Regions from separate parts of the Homo sapiens genome. Here region 1 is linked to region 2. The links are chromatin contacts, found by Hi-C or POLR2A ChIA-PET in ENCODE. All regions are on one chromosome and are shown on one strand. Each heading gives the region's core, a stretch centred on a gene start or an enhancer-like site at or near the end of the contact. The rest is flanking DNA. Distances are from core to core; before and after follow the strand shown. Region 1 overlaps LPP (LIM domain containing preferred translocation partner in lipoma). Region 2 overlaps LPP (LIM domain containing preferred translocation partner in lipoma).

Region 1 (7,791 bases), core at 3,611-6,110, 42 kb before region 2:
ATTCAGTGTATTCTTACTCTTTGAAGGTGGGTGAAATACATATGTTAGAATGTATTACCTTTCAAAAAGTGGTATGCCAAATTCCCACCCACCTCCTTCTGATGCTACAGAAACAGTCCAAGGAAGAGGTGGCCCCATTATATCAATGCTTTCTAGAGAAGAGGGAAATGGGAGAGAGCTCTGAGGACAGACCCAGGCATGTGCAGACTGAGGAAAGACAGAACTTGCCCGGAAGACACAGAAAAAATACCAACCAGCAGGCCACCTTTGACCAGTGAATTGACCCTCAGTAGCCACATGGCAACATTCCACTAGGGCAGCTTATCAAGGATGCGGATGCATTCCATTCCCCACACACTCTGTCATCTGAAGTTTACTCGTTCAGATAAACAAAGGTCAAGGACAGAGAAGCCAAGAACTTTTCCAAGGTCATTAGTAGCTGTGTAAATACAACTCCTATGTTCTAAACTAAACTTGCTGATGCTCTTGGAGTGAAGAGGCCGGGAACATGAACAGTCCTAAACTATTCACTGTGTACCTGTCCTTCTCGGTGGCTGTAGTATAATGGAATAGTAAGTGCTACCACTGAAGCACGGCATGCTGTGTGCCAAGCATTGTTCTACATGCTCTACGCATTCTAACTTTGTTAATCCTCACAAGGACCCTATGATGTAAGCCCATTTTATAGATGAAGAAAGTACAGCACTAGAAGTGAAGTTGTTTGTCCAAGGTCACATGATATTATGTGGTAGGATGGATCCAAACCCAAGCAATGTGGCTTCGGCATCTGTCCCTAAACAGTACACAAAACTGCATGTTGAACCGGGCATGGTGGCTCACGTCTGTAATCCCAGCACTTTGGGAGGCTAAGGCAGTCAGACCACTTGAAGTCAGGAGATCGAGACCAGCTTGGCCAACATGGTGAAACCTCGTCTCTATTAAAAATACAAAATAAATTAGTCGGGCATGGTGGCATGCGCCTATAGTCCCAGCTACTCGGGAGGCTGAGGAAGGAGAATCACTTGAACCCGGGAGGCCAAGGTTGCGCCACTGCACTCCATCCTGGGCGATAGGGTAAGACTCCGTCTCAAAAAAAAAACCCTGCATGTTTATGAGCACTTCCAAGATAGGGTGAACTCCCACCATGAACTAGGTACCTTTGCAGACACTCACATACATTTTGTAATTTATTCTCATTATGATATTGAGAGAAAGATTTTATAATCCTTTATTCACAGGAAGACACCGAAATCCTAAGAGGTCCTTAAATTGAGGATTTTACAAACACTAAGAAGCATAGTAGGGTTTGAACACCTGTCTGATTTCAAGTTCCATTTTCTCTCTAAACATCCAGGTTCTGCATGAGTTCTGAGGTTCTCTAATCATCATTAGCACTATCTGTCTACGTATGTACCTGCTTATTCGTTTTTTGCCAAGTGGTACCATGAAAAAAACATGTGTTTACAGGGAGACCACAGCAGTTCTACCACTTACCAGCTGAATGACTTGGACAAGTTACTTAGTCTCAATTTCCTCATCTAATGATGAGAACAATAATAACAGTACTGACTATTATCTCAGATCATATTTCATATGATTGTTAAAAAATTACATGAGATGATGTATGTAAAATACAAGAGTGAACATCACATAAGTGCTCAATATTTAGTCAATAAATAATTGAGTGAATTTAAATTTCAATGATGTAACATAAGCAAAAATCCTACTAGAGTTCCTGTTCTAGAATATTCTGTCAAAACCAAGAACATTATTAATGTATCGTTAGTATCCTCTCTAATAGTTTAAACATGTCTTGGGGCTCATAGCCACGTCTGAGCTAGTCTGTAAAACACACAGTGGCCAGCACAGAGCCTTGGATTTTAGACGTGCTATGATTCAATGATTGTATGATCTTTGTTTGAATTTACTGAGAAAAGAAAATCTAAAATGCTAAAATAACTCCTCTCAAAGCTTAGAAGCTTCAGTTGTCCATTTTCACTCAAAACTTTATTCTCAATTTGAAAATTATTACCCATAATTGAAGCCTAAAACCCACTAAAAGGCATCAATTTAATGTTATTTATTTCTGATACATTTCCTAAGAAATAAGGAAGAAAAATGATTTCCCAATCTCCATATTTTAAAATCTTATCTCTATCTTCCCTACAAAAACTTATAACATCATTTATTTTGTTCCAGGTCCTTAACAGATGGTAATCACAAGTGCTTTCCTGATACAGTTGCTAGCTAGAGGGGCGGGGGGGTGGGGGTGGGGGGTGGGGGGTGGAGAGAGAGAGAGAGATTGATTTTAAGAGGCTATTTGGCATCAAGAGAAGTTCATGTGGCAGAAGTATTTCAACCCGGACATCAAATGAAAAACAAATGCAAGAGTACATAATTAACTTTTAGGAAAAGAAAAAGTATGTATGTATGCATAGATGTGTGTGCATAGGTGTGCACGTATGTGTATAGACAGGTGTAGATACACAGATCTGTGTGTATGTGTGTGTGTGTGCACGTGTACATATGGAAAAGGCCAAGGCTCCACCAGGAGCTCTGGACAACGACGTGAAGGGGAGCAATGCTGAGACAGGACTGGAGGCTGGAAGACTAGTTTTTACACCTCCACTTTGCCACTCAACTGCCTCATCTGGAACAAGTCATTTCAACTTGGTTTTCTATTTCTAAGAATGGAGACCTCACGGGACTGGTGTGAGGTTTGAGCAACAAACGAGATCTGAAAGTGTTTTGGAAATGTGTGTACAAGCATAAAGGGACGTTACTACCCGTTTGTTCCAATGCCAAGGAGAGCAACTTTTTGTCTGAGCCAATGTCGCTCACAAGTGGAATCTATTCCCATCACAGCCTGCTTTCGGCAAAGGAAGAAGGGATGTGGACAATTTTCCAAAGAGGCAATGCTTTCTAATTTCTCTATTATTTCCAAAACAAAAAAGCCAAATCTTTCTCCCACTTTTGTTTTTCAAAATAAAAATAAATTATAACCCTAACTTGCTAATAAATGCAGGCTGGAGCTGTCCTTAAGTAAAAGCTTTTGATAACAAATTGCCTGCACTAAATGCTATTTTACTGCTGATTTTTTTATTGTTGCTTAAGCACAGCAATTATGCTAATAAGCCTGGGAGGATGGTACATCCAGCATTGAATCTGACAGATAAAATACTCAATAAAATGCTAATCTCACCTGAAAATTGGAATCAGACAGCCTTATTAGTATTTATGAATATGGCATCTTAAACATGTTTTTTCAGAGATGAATATATATGAAATCAATGTTGTCTCCTAATACAGCCTGCCATTTCTAGGCCTCTATGTGCTCTAAATTCAAGGTGACGATTACTCCTTGCCTTTACTTAGCTTCTTGCCAGAGAAAAAAAGAACTTATTGGCCATCACTACTACATAAAGAATGAAGCAATAAAATGCTTCTTTTTTTCCTTCATCCACCTTCCTACCTCTCTCCTCACCCCACCTCCGCCAGTCCCCCGAAAAAGGGAAGGTAAGAACTGTCTGTCTGAGCAAAGAAAGAAGGCAGATTTGACAGCAACGAGAACCATTTGTCAAACCATCTGGCTTCTCTCTTCACCTGACAGGAGGGAAGAGTGAAGTGTCAGAAAGAGCAGGGAATTGAGAATCCAAAGAGCTGGCTTTTAGTCTTGATTTTGCCATTTCCTCGATGTGTGACCTTGCCAGACCTCAGTTTCTTAAATAGAGACCTTCTGGAGCCCACTGTTTATGTCTCTATGAGAAGCCTCCATGGGCTGCATTAACACACGGGGCGGGGGATGGCAAGCCCCAGTATCCATGAACACTTGAATATTATAAGCCAAGGGAGATATGAGGCTGGTGGAAACTTGTAATTTTTAAACTTGTGCTTTGGCCAGGCGCAGTGGCTCACGCCTGTAATCCCAGCACTTCGGGAAGCCGAGGTGGGGGGATCACTTGAGGTCAGGAGTTTGAGACCAGGCTGGCCAACATGGTGAAACCCCATCTCTAAGAAAAATACAAAAATTAGCCAGGTGTGGTGATGGGTGCCTGTAATCCCAGCTACTTGGGAGGCTGAGACAGGAGAATTGCTTGAAGCTGGGAGGAGGAGGTTGCAGTGAGCCAAGACAGCACCATCGCACTCCAGCCTGGGCAACAAGAGAGAAATCCCATCTCAAAAATATAAAAAATAAACAGGTAAATAAAAATAAAAATAAACCTGTGCTTTGTCTTACATGGTCTCCTCTTACTATTAATGTGTCCTCGATTTTGAAATATATACCCCTAATGTATATTTGAAATATATATCCTCCATATATGCTTGAAATGGTCCAGGCTTAATATTAGAGGCCTTGGACAGCAAGCAAAAACAGAATGGCTCATTTACCAGCCATCCTCATAAAGTTAGCTGGCTTTCCTTTTTAGTATCAATACATTTATTTGGGGAGGGAACACAGAAGTGAGATGCCCATTTTAAATTTCAGAAACTAACAGTATCTGAATATTGTATTATTATTTACAAAAAATAAGAAGTTCTCTTCTTTAATTTCCACACTAAACCCCATAAAGCAGTAACAGAGAAAATACTGTTCTCCAGAAGTTGCCATGAATTAGGAAATAGAGGATCCGAGAGGACTTTCTCATCCACCTAGAGTAAGTGGGTTCTGGGGTCAGGACAAGCAGTTTTGCCTTCTGACTAATTCCAGCATGCTGCCAAACACACCACAGCATCCTCTGGGTCATAAGCATGTTGAGTCACTCAAACCTAAAATATCCAAGGAGCAATTCCCTGCTCAACACAAGGAGAGAGGAATGGAAGCCTCCATGACCACAGCAGCACTTGTGTCAGAGACTTCTCCCACCCCTTCAAGACCTCAGAGAGTTTCCAGAAAGTATGACTTCCTCTGGGAAAGTCCCAGGCATGGACAAATCAGGCCCACACTAAATAATGGAATCTGACACGTTGTGACAAGGACGGGCACAGATCTCAGAATCCAATTCATTCCAGGGCCCTTGGAAAGTCACTTCCCTCTATAAGCCCATTTCCGCCTCCATATAAGTGGGTCTTTTCAAGACCAAAGAGGTACCTCAGCCACCAGAAGAAGGGAGAAAAAAGACAAAATGTGCTCCAAAAATACAAAGAGTTCGGTACAGCTTACAAAGGGTCTTCCCATTGCTTTCTGGAGGTAGTGTCCACAATGCAGACAAAGCTGAACTATCCCCAACTTTTGGGTAAAGAAACAAAGACCAAGAAACTCAGAAATTCTCCCAGGATAAACAGCAAGCTAGGAAATCCTCAAACCAAAGTGATACTTAATGCACAGCTGTTGGGGGTTGTGGGAGGGAGGCTGTTGGTGCTGGTGCTTTGCACAGGGCAGAATATTAAAAAGGAGGCCAGAAACAGTGGCTCATGCCTGTAATCCCAGCACTTTGGGAGGTCGAGTCAGGCTGACCACTTGAGCTTAGGAATTCAAAGCCAGCCTAGGCAACATAGTGAGACCCCATCTCAACAAAGAAAAACTTTTCTAATTAGCTGGCATGATGGCACATACCTGTAATCCCAGCTACTCAGGATTGAGCCCAGGAGTTCAAGACTGCAGTGAGCCATGATCACACCACTGCACTCCACCCTGGACAGCACAGTGAGACCCAGTCTCAGGAAATAAAAAAGAGGAGTTAGTAGATTCTACATTCAGTAACCATACTATCCAAGACACCCCACCCTGCAAAAGGAGAAGATATGGGGATTACCATAATATCAGAGATGTGCACAACCCACGGGAGAGAAACAATTTACCACCTCTCTCTAACGCTTCACATATATAGAAACAGAATCCAAGTCTGTATACCCCTTTATCTTTATTATCCTACGACCAACAATACAACTTGCAAAGCACTATCACAATAAATTTATCAAGCAGAAATCACTATCTTCTAATTTACAGAGGAAAAAGCTGAGGCACTAAGAAGTTGATTGATCTGCCCAATTCACATGGGTCTCTAAAAGCAGGGCCGGGACTCACAACCAGGGCCCCTGACCTCACATGCCCTGTTTGTTCATTTTTTTTTTCTTCACTTGCTTATGCCCCCTCTGAATTGCCAGTGCTACCATTTTTCAGTAAACAACCAGAGCAGAAAGTCAGCTCTGAACCGATACATCTCCCAACAGAGGAATGATTCGAGTCATACTTCGAGGAATAATTTCTGGGAAAGCAGAGGAGGTGATGCTATCAAACAGTGAAACCTAAAACTCCTACTCACTACCTGCCTGAGAGGGCAGGAAATGGGGCCGAGGCCCTTTCCCTACATGCTCCCCCTGCCCGTTTTTGTCTCTCGCAGTCATTACTAAACTTAGCACCGTAATCAAATGAAAGCTGTTTCCCAGCTGTATGGCCTTGGGTAAGTCCCTGATCTCCTTGGTTCTGTTACCAATACACACTCATGCACACATGCACGTATGTGGGTACACATACACACATACACACACATCCCAGACCATCCCTTCATTTCACCTAGCAGGATGGTAGCTACAGAAAGCCTCTGTCTTTCTTATCCTGCAAAACACCACAGCTACCTCCTAGGCATTCAGAAAGTGTCTCCAGACCCAGCATCTGAAGCTCTGACTTGAATCCTCCACCTCCCCCTTGGGCCTCCTGGGTCCCATCCCATTTCTCCTGCCCATCCTTCCCGTAAGCCCCTCTTCTCCAACCCACTTGCCGTTGTCCTACATTAGGCCTGTGCACCTCCACCTTGAATAAACACTAACTTGTCTCTCATTCTCAACCTTCCCTTCTAACTCCATCTTTCTCTGAGTAAATACTTCCAGCTCTGTAAGAGCTCCTCCTGGCCAGACACAGTGGCTCACACCTATAATCTCAACAACTTTGGGAGGCCGAGGCAGGCGGATCACCTGAGGTCAGGTGATTTGCCCACCTTGGCCTCTCAAAGTGCTGGGATTACAGGCGTGAGCCACTGCGTCCGGCCGAGATGCTGATTTTAGAAGGATATAAACCATATTGTGCCTAGAGAAGTGCAACCAGTTTGGTGGAGGATGTTTCCAGAGCTTTCATAGGAGGAGCTCTTTTTGTTTTATTAATTTATTTTTATTATTTTTTTTGAGATGGAGTCTCGCTCTGTCACCCAGGCTGGAGTGCCGTGGCGCAATCTCGGCTCACTGCAACCTCCACCTCCTGGGTTCAAGCGATTCTCCTGCCTCAGCCTCCTGAGTAGCTGGGATTACAGGCATGTACCACCACGCCTGGCTAATTTTTGTATTTTAGTAGAGATGGGCTTTCACCGTGTTGGTCAGGCTAGTCTCGAACTCCTGACAACCCTTCCTAATAATGATTAGTGTCTCCATTTTATAGATCTGAAAACTAAGGCCCCATGTCAAACATGTCTCTTGCAGACTTAGCACTGGAACCCAAGTGTCCTGGGCTGGCTCTTTTTCTCTTTCCTTAGTATCACGCATCCTCTTTCTACCTAATATATAGCATACTTATCTGAATGAGCCACTAGAAGCAGTAGTCAGCAGTACATGCAGAATCTGAACTGCAAGTCAGAAAAAGGTGTTTCGCAAGTAGCAATTCTAGTTAAGATCTCAACAGTGCTGTTGGGAGGCGGATTTATCAAGCACATCATGTGAGCAGTCTGACCCTGGACTGTTCCCAAAGGTCAGAGCCATAAAACGCAGCCAGAATTTCATTCAATTTCACAAATGCAGCAACTTGGCATGTCTGCTTTCCTTGTAACAGGGGCAACTGCAAAGTCTTCTTCAAGAAGATTAATA
Region 2 (7,707 bases), core at 3,630-6,129:
GAGACACTCTTGCTCTGTCGCCCAGTGGCACAATCTCAGCTCACGGCAGCCTTGACGTCCCAGGCCCAGTCACCCAGTGGCAGAATCTCAGCTCACGGCAGCCTTGATGTCCCAGGCCCAATCGATCCTCCCACCTCAGCCTCCTGAGTAGCTGAGACTATAGGCATGAGTCACCATGCCAGCTAATGTTTAAATTTTTTGTAGATGTGGGGTCTCGGCTGTGTTGACCACTCCACTCAAACTCCTGGACTCAAGCTATCCTCCCTGCTCGGCCTCCCAAGTGCTGGGATTACAGTTGTGAATCTGTAAAATTAAAATAGCACCTGGCTATTTTAATTTCTTAATATGGAAAGCAATTCCATAAAATTTCTTCTTCTAAAACTCCTGAGGGTAGACAAACACCTCACATGTCCAAGACCACAGTGGATGTATAACTAGAGCTACAGTTACAAGTTTTGTAGGTCAGTTCAAGCCTCTGAAATTCCAGTTCACTATGTTTGCAACCTGAGTGTTATTTCACTTTTAGAAAGAGCAAGTTTAGAGTTGGAAGATGAGCTTTATCTAACAACGTAATAGCTAGCATCAATTTTTAAAAACGTATTAGCAGTGGCTTTTGGGATTAAAAATTACCAAACGAACTGGTGCAAGGGAGGGCAGGGAGCTTTCTTCTTTGTCAAAATATAGATTAGGTCACATGTGCTGCCTTCCACCACACACCTGAGTTCCCAGCAGAAGGAAAAATTAATGAATCAGGCCTTGAAGTCTCCTTCTTGGATAAGTTTGGAAAGGGAAAAAACAAAGATATAAAGGTTAGACATTATGAGGTCAAGAAACATCAACTGAATGGAACTTGATGTTGAAACAGAAACAGGTAAAATATCTGGGAAGGCAGCAAAACCCTCAGCCCTCTGATTCCAAAACAAGCTCTGCTGACTGTATATATATATATATATATATATATATATAAAGTTATACTGCAGCTGAACACTAGGTATTGTTCCCTTCCAAAAAGCATTAAAATACAAAGGTCAGTTATCTTAAAAGGCATTTTATTGCACACGCTTTTAAAAGACCTTGAACAATTAAAGCAATGAAATATATTCCTTGCTCTCATTTTTAAACGTTCCTAGAAGCATAAAAAGAAGGCAGGTCCCAATGCAAAAAAACGCTAACCCTTTCGCTCCCTTCGCCCAACATTTACTTCAAGGCTTGTAAGCCTTTTCAAGAGTTTCCATTACATTCACGTTGTTTGGGTGAATTTTCGGTTCATCCAGCAGTTTTCACTTGGGTGTCAGGGAGACACAGCACAAAAATGCAGCCCAGTAAGTAAGATGTCAAGCAAGATACCATCAGAGAAATTGATACGAAATCAAGACTAGATCAATAGTTCTAAACTCTCGGGAGCTTTAAAATGTAACTGAGCTTGGGTCTCACCCACAGACACTGTGACTGAGATGAGCATTGTAGCATAAAGTTCCTCTGAAGATTTTAATATGTGGCCAAGTTTGCAAACCACTAGGCTAGAATATTTTAAACTCTTCTACATCCACTAAGTCTTAGGAAAATCGTCAATCCTCTGCTGCTTTACAGTGTCCTTAGATTGATATTGATCACATCTTTTTTTTTTTTTTTTTCTGAGATGGAGTCTCACTCTGTCGCCCAGCCTGGAGTGCAATGGCGCAATCTCGTCTCACTGCAACCTCCACCTCCCAAGTTCAAGCGATTCTCCTGCTTCAGCCTCCCAAGTAGCTAGGATTACAGGCATGTGCCACCATGCCCAGCTAATTTTTGTATTTTTAGTAGAAACAGGGTTTCACCATGTTGACCAGGCTGGTCTTGAACTCCAGACCTCAGGCGCCCACCTTGGCCTCCCAAAATGCTGGGATTACAGGCATGAGCCAACGCACCCAGCCTGATCACATCATTTTATCTCTCACTTTTGCTCAATTTCCACAAAAGTGAAATGACAAAAATTACAAACCAATTTCACCAATCTATAGAAAAAATTATTAATAAATGTTAAAGTCTTTGCATACACAAGTATTAGTTTTGACAACATCCTTAACACAGTGTATAAAACTATTTCTTAACTTTTCAAAGGTATTGCTCTCCTACCAACTAGTCTATAACCAGATGAAGGCTCTAAAAATAGCCTCAGCGTTTTTTTTTTTTTCCCACTAAAGTGCCCTGCAACTAAGACTTTGGGTGTGAGTTGTACTACTCACAGAACCCTTGATCTCAGGGTAAGAAGAATTCTCCAGAGGTCTTCTGGACAGTTCCTTGCCTTCATGCCGAAAAGAGCTCATTACCCCATTTCACAGATGGGTCAAGTGAGGCCCAGGAAATTAGAGTGATCTGAACTCAGTCACACACAGGTCTCCACACAAACATGTCAAGCTTTTAAGTACTGACTGAGTAGAATTCTTTTTCTATTAATAGTTCATCTGGGTGACTTAAGACAACCAGAGTTCTCTCTCCAGGTCTTGGCTCACCAATCTCTAAGAAAAGAAGGCTGAAATCCCATCATTTCTGGTCTGAGGCTGTAGAAAGAGAGAAATGCCTCAGATGTCAATAAATTATTAAGTTACTTAATTGATTAGTAACTTCGAACAAGATATTTTGTGTGACTAAGCCTCCATTTCCCTATTTACAAATTAGGAAGGATAATATTGTGAGAATTAAGGAATCCAGTTGATTCAGTTAAATAATCATCTGAGTCCCTACTTTGTGTCTCATCTATGTCAGATGGTAGGAAAATGTGGGTGTATTCAGTGCTCCTGCCCTGTGGGGGACTCACAGGCTTTCACCCTTTTCCAGGGAAAATGTTGTTGCTGAATAGAAAATGTAGAAACTGGAAGGAATATTTAAGATCTCATGCCCTATTTAGACTATTTAAATTCATAAGACATGGAAAGTCAGCAGAGATTTCAGATAAGAGAAATGAAATACAATTGCTATATCATCTATGAAGAGGAAAGAATTCCCTGTAATTAAATATCAAAACACTGAGCTTGGGATATGAGAAGGGGCAGAGAGTGTTAATCACAAACAAATTAGTGAGATAAATTGCAGGGTATCTGCTTCCTAAAGGCTTTAGAAAGTTATTGAGGCTGATAATTACAGAAATTCTATGGGTTTTCATTCCTACTTGAAGGGTAGACCAAAGAAATAGACACCTAGACATATCAGCCTGATCCCAATGTTCTCAGGTACCAGAGATTTAATGTTAATGAAAGAAAAAAAAAAAGTTGTAGACAGCATCTAGTTCAATAACCTCATTTTACAGATAAAAGAATAGACAGGAATAGAGAAACATGTCTGGGATGATAAAACAATTAAAAAGCAGATAGGACATCCAAGGGATATTCTAAGTCATTTCTCCATTAGAAAATCCTCACATCATTTCACACGATTTTATGGTATCAGTCCAAAAATAAAGTAAAAAACTTTGAAAATACATTTCAACAATTACAGTCAAGAAACAGAAATTTTTCCTTTTCCTGATAAAATAAAAAGCATTCACAGACAAATGAAAACAGTGAGGGTAGTACAATATATTCATCATTATTTTGTTTTTTGTGAAAGCAGGGCTGGGCTGGGTGTGGTGTCTCACACCTATAATCTTAGCACTTTGGAAGGCCGAGGTGGGAGGATCACCGAGCTCAGTAGTTGGAGAGAGCCTGGGCAACATAGTGAGACCTCGTGTCTACAAAAGAAATAAATAAATAAAAGCAGGGCACACACAAATGCAACGTTATTTTGATCTTAAAAAAAAAAAAGTGTGGGGTTAGAAAAGAGGGAAGCATGCCTTCTATTTTATTAAATTTACTTTGTGGTCTTTATTGCATAGGTGACATTATCATATAAGGTACCTTCTAAGAGGAGGTGAAAAGGCAAAAGGAAGGCAAAGGTGGTGGAATGAAGTTTAGGTCAGCAAACATCTACTGAGAATTTTCTCTGCTAATGGCTCTGGGCCAGGATCTGTGAGGAATAGAATCATAAGAAAATACCATCCCTGCCCACAAACTGTTTAAAAGCAAACAAGCCTGTAATCCCAGCACTTTGGGAGGCCGAGGCAGGCAGATCACGAGGTCAGAAGTTCGAGACCAGCATGACCAACATGATGAAACCCTGTCTCTATGAAAAATACAAAAATTAGTCAGGCGTAGTGGCGGGTGCCTGTAATCCCAGCTACTTGGGAGGCTGAGGCAGGAGAATTGCTTGAACCCGGGAGGCAGAGGTTGCAGTGAGCCAAGATTGTGTCACTGCACTCCAGCCTGGGTGACAGAGCAAGACTCTGTTTCAAAAGAAAAAAAAGGCGGGGGCAGGGTGGGAAACAAGGCAGAATTATGCTAACAATTTACCCTAATACAAGCCTAGAATGATGAGTGCAAAGAAGAGGACAAAAATCACCACTAACAACGGACCAAGAATGAGACACTAGGTAGCCACCCATTAGACACGGTCCATGCCCTCAAGGAACATATGCCTAGTAAGGAGATACAAAATCATTCATCCATCATTCATTCACTCAGATTCATTGAAAATCTACCATGAACCAGATACCGATGTACATGCTGAGGCTTCAGAAATGAGCAGGACATGGCTGAGTTCACAGTTCAGGGCAGACAACAAACACATAATGCTGAGTAGACACCAGGCAGTGTGATTAAGCCAAAGGAGATGTGTTTTAAAAGCCTAGGTTACTCAGAGAGAGAGGGGTAGATTATCAGAGATGACACGGAAAAGGCACCTCTACAACAAACAATCATACTTTTGACTCTAATACAATGGAGAATGAATAAAGCGTCTAATAGAGAAGAGTGCCACACACAGTGAGAAAGTCCCTAGGGAGTATTCTGACCAAAGTCTTGGTCTTGAAGGAGAGGCATAGTCTTCTAATTGCTTTGATGAATCACAGACCAAACAGTGATTCAGCTCTGAAAGAAACCTTAGAGATGGGCATTCCAAGGTCTCATGGGGTTAGTAGCAGAAGCAGGACTGGAACCCAGAACCCAAGTTGGACCACTAGACTGGTGCCTCTCCCTAAGCCCACTCTGCCTCTTCCATGTCTGTGAATGAGCTTACCACTCCTAGCTATGCAAAACTGCATAGAACCATTTCAGCAAGAGGCTCAGGTAGCATTAAAGAAGTTCCCACCTCAACGATGTCAATTTTTTGTTACTGTTGTCTTGAGGAAGCATGTTTGCTTTTAAACGCTCCCAAATTAAAAGCCATTCTCAGCCTTCCTACAATTGTATGTGCGCTGGGCGCAGTGGCTCACTTCTATAATCCCAGAACTTTGGCAGGCCGAGGCAGGCAGATATCTTAAGGCCAGGAGTTCGAGACCAGCCTGCACAACACGGTGAAACCCCACCTCTACTAAAAATACAAAAATTAGCCGGGCGTGGTGACGGGCACCTGTAAGCTACTCAGGAGGCTGAGGCAGGAGAATCGCTTGAACCCGGGAAGTGGAGGTTGTGGTGAGCAGAGATTGTGCCTCTACTCTCCAGCCTGCGCGACAGAGCGAGACTCTGTCTCAAAAAAATAAAAATTTTAAAAATAAAATAATTAATTAAAAAAAAAGATGTGGACCTGAACTCAGATTAGTGTCAGAGTGAACTTTCTAGTTAGCCTCCTCTTTCCACAGTGAAGAAATTACACCCAGAGAGACTGAGGTTAGTCACCCTGTCCAATCACAGCACCAGTTACACAGCACCTGAACTCAGAAGGGTCTAGCACCTTTTGCTCAGTGCTGCCAGTGTGGTGGTCTATGGCCTCATTCTCATAGCCTGCAAGTGATAGACCCCAGGACAGCAAGAATCATGCCAAAAGGATAACATCAATTAGCCTGTGTATTGTAGAAACAGATCACGAGATTTTAGAACGTAAAGAAAGAGAAAAAGAAACGATTTATTTCGCAGCTTTCCGTGCAAGCTTTTCAAAGGCCCTTCCCAGATCCGGCCTTCTGAGACACCACCCCAAGCCCCCGGAGGTTTGTTCTCTACTTAAATTGCCCCAAACTATGCTGTTTTCCTATCAATACTCAACAGCAAAGATGGAAAAGAATTGCCAATTTCTTGTGAATCCTGAAGATTTCCTTTATGAGTCATGGGAAACTAAAATAACCTGAGGGGTAGGGGGAACGGTAGAAACAGTTTTAAATCGGTTCTCACTAGTTTGTTTTACAGTGTGGTATAACTCCTGAGAACAGAAAAAATCAAGTTTCTAGAGTTGTTGTAAAAATAGGAGTTTTTGTCAGGTTGTGTCAGCTGTCACTGTGGCATTTCTTATTAGTATTTTTCTGTCTTTTTTTTGTTATATTAATTATAGTTTGATCACTGTAAGAGCTATTTTGAATCTATGGGACTTTCCTAACCAGATTGTTTTGGCATTTTAAAGTTACTCACATTCAGGGCCTAAACAATATAGCAAGTATCTTTTCTTCCTCTCTTTTTTATACTCAAATTCTGAACAAAGGAACCATCTGTTCTCTCTCTGAAAACATCAGCCCTTGTTTTCATTTTTCATTAATCATAATGCCTCAAACTTACATAATCTCTTTCTCCAACTTGCTTATTAAAGCATTTTGTAGACATCGCCTCATTCGTCTTCAATATCATCCCCTACAAACTAAGGAGAAAGGGGAAATGTTTGCTAATTTTCACTTAGGTAAGTGATTATCAGATGTTTAATGAATTTTGCATGAATGATGGCATGTTAGCCTCAGAAGGGACCTTGATGATCACCTGGCCCAGTTCTGGCTCTTGCATTTGTAAAATGAAGACCCAGAAAGGAGAAGTGATTTCACATTCTATTTGTGTACCTAACTCTCTACTCCTGACTGTAAGTGGTGAGGGTAAGAACCGTGTCTTTCACAGTTTTGTATCTCCAGTACCTGGTGTGTATTTGTTGAATGGATGAAAATGCTTGCAAATAGTCACACAGGTGGCTATGACAGAGCTGGGGTCAGAGCTCTACTCTCCTGCCTTCCCATTCAATGTGTGTGGTTTTTTTTTCCTTCTTCTTTTCCTTCTCTCTCTCTCTCTCTGTCTCTCTCTTTCTTTTTATAATACAATATAGACCTGAATGCAAGAAGAATCAAGCAGAGACACAACTAAAAAGGTGATGAGGATGGAGAGGATAAAAAGCAGGCTTTTACCTATAAGTTAGAAATAGGTTGAACAAACCCAGTAGAAATCAAGTTTAGCCATTAGCCATGCTAAAAAATAACCCATGTTAAGGCTGAGTGTCTAAAAGCTCTGCATTCCTTATGTGTGCCATATATTTAAGGATTTAGTGGATTCCTTAAACATTACCCAACTGAGGAAATGATCTGTCTTAACGCCAAAGGACAGCATGCCTCCTTAACACCTATTAGCCCAAAAAAAGCACATCATCCACCCTGCGATTTGGCCTCATCACTCACTGTAACTCAAGAGGACATACAGCGTCAGAATCATGAAATCTACCAGCCCAAAGTTTTCCAATGAGCAGAGGTCACTGGAATAAAGACCTTTATTCCATATGCCTAGCTGGAAGTCAGAAATTCATTTGACATGTTTCTTCTTATTTTCAGAATGTCCTACTCCCCACCATTACTCTTTGAAGTTATAGGGAAAATAAACTCTTTCTAGAAAAACAAGTTAAATTTTCAATTCTATCATCTGAAATTACGTATATAGTAGTAGTTATAACAAAGTCAAC

What was found. A loop is a pair of places that touch in the nucleus more often than their neighbours do. ChIA-PET counts read pairs that join two places held with the same protein, here RNA polymerase II (POLR2A). Pooled maps may share reads with other maps.
Region 1: a loop to region 2 is called in a map with no recorded cell type, with 3 times the contacts of the local background. The contact joins two enhancer-like sites. A Hi-C loop is called at or near these places in 2 of 168 maps with a recorded cell type or tissue (B cell and posterior vena cava), 1 of 37 single-sample maps with no recorded cell type and 9 of 50 pooled maps. POLR2A ChIA-PET finds 5 or more read pairs at or near these places in 9 of 52 experiments (AG04449, BJ, OCI-LY7 and 5 more).

Annotation. Positions count from the first base shown.
Region 1 is chr3:188,283,305-188,291,095 of GRCh38, reverse strand. The region is part of intron 2 of LPP (LIM domain containing preferred translocation partner in lipoma); the gene reads right to left. Among named protein-coding and RNA genes, the nearest start is that of FLJ42393, 110 kb to the right of the region's middle. RefSeq lists a silencer at 161-455 and an enhancer at 161-455. Within about 2 kb of position 4,860, at least 15 of the 41 ENCODE cell types and tissues checked have a DNase peak (open chromatin) inside an H3K27ac peak, as active enhancers do; they include PC-3, where a contact is called at or near this core.
Region 2 is chr3:188,241,728-188,249,434 of GRCh38, reverse strand. The region is part of intron 2 of LPP (LIM domain containing preferred translocation partner in lipoma); the gene reads right to left. Among named protein-coding and RNA genes, the nearest start is that of FLJ42393, 67 kb to the right of the region's middle. Within about 2 kb of position 4,879, at least 4 of the 41 ENCODE cell types and tissues checked have a DNase peak (open chromatin) inside an H3K27ac peak, as active enhancers do; they include PC-3, where a contact is called at or near this core.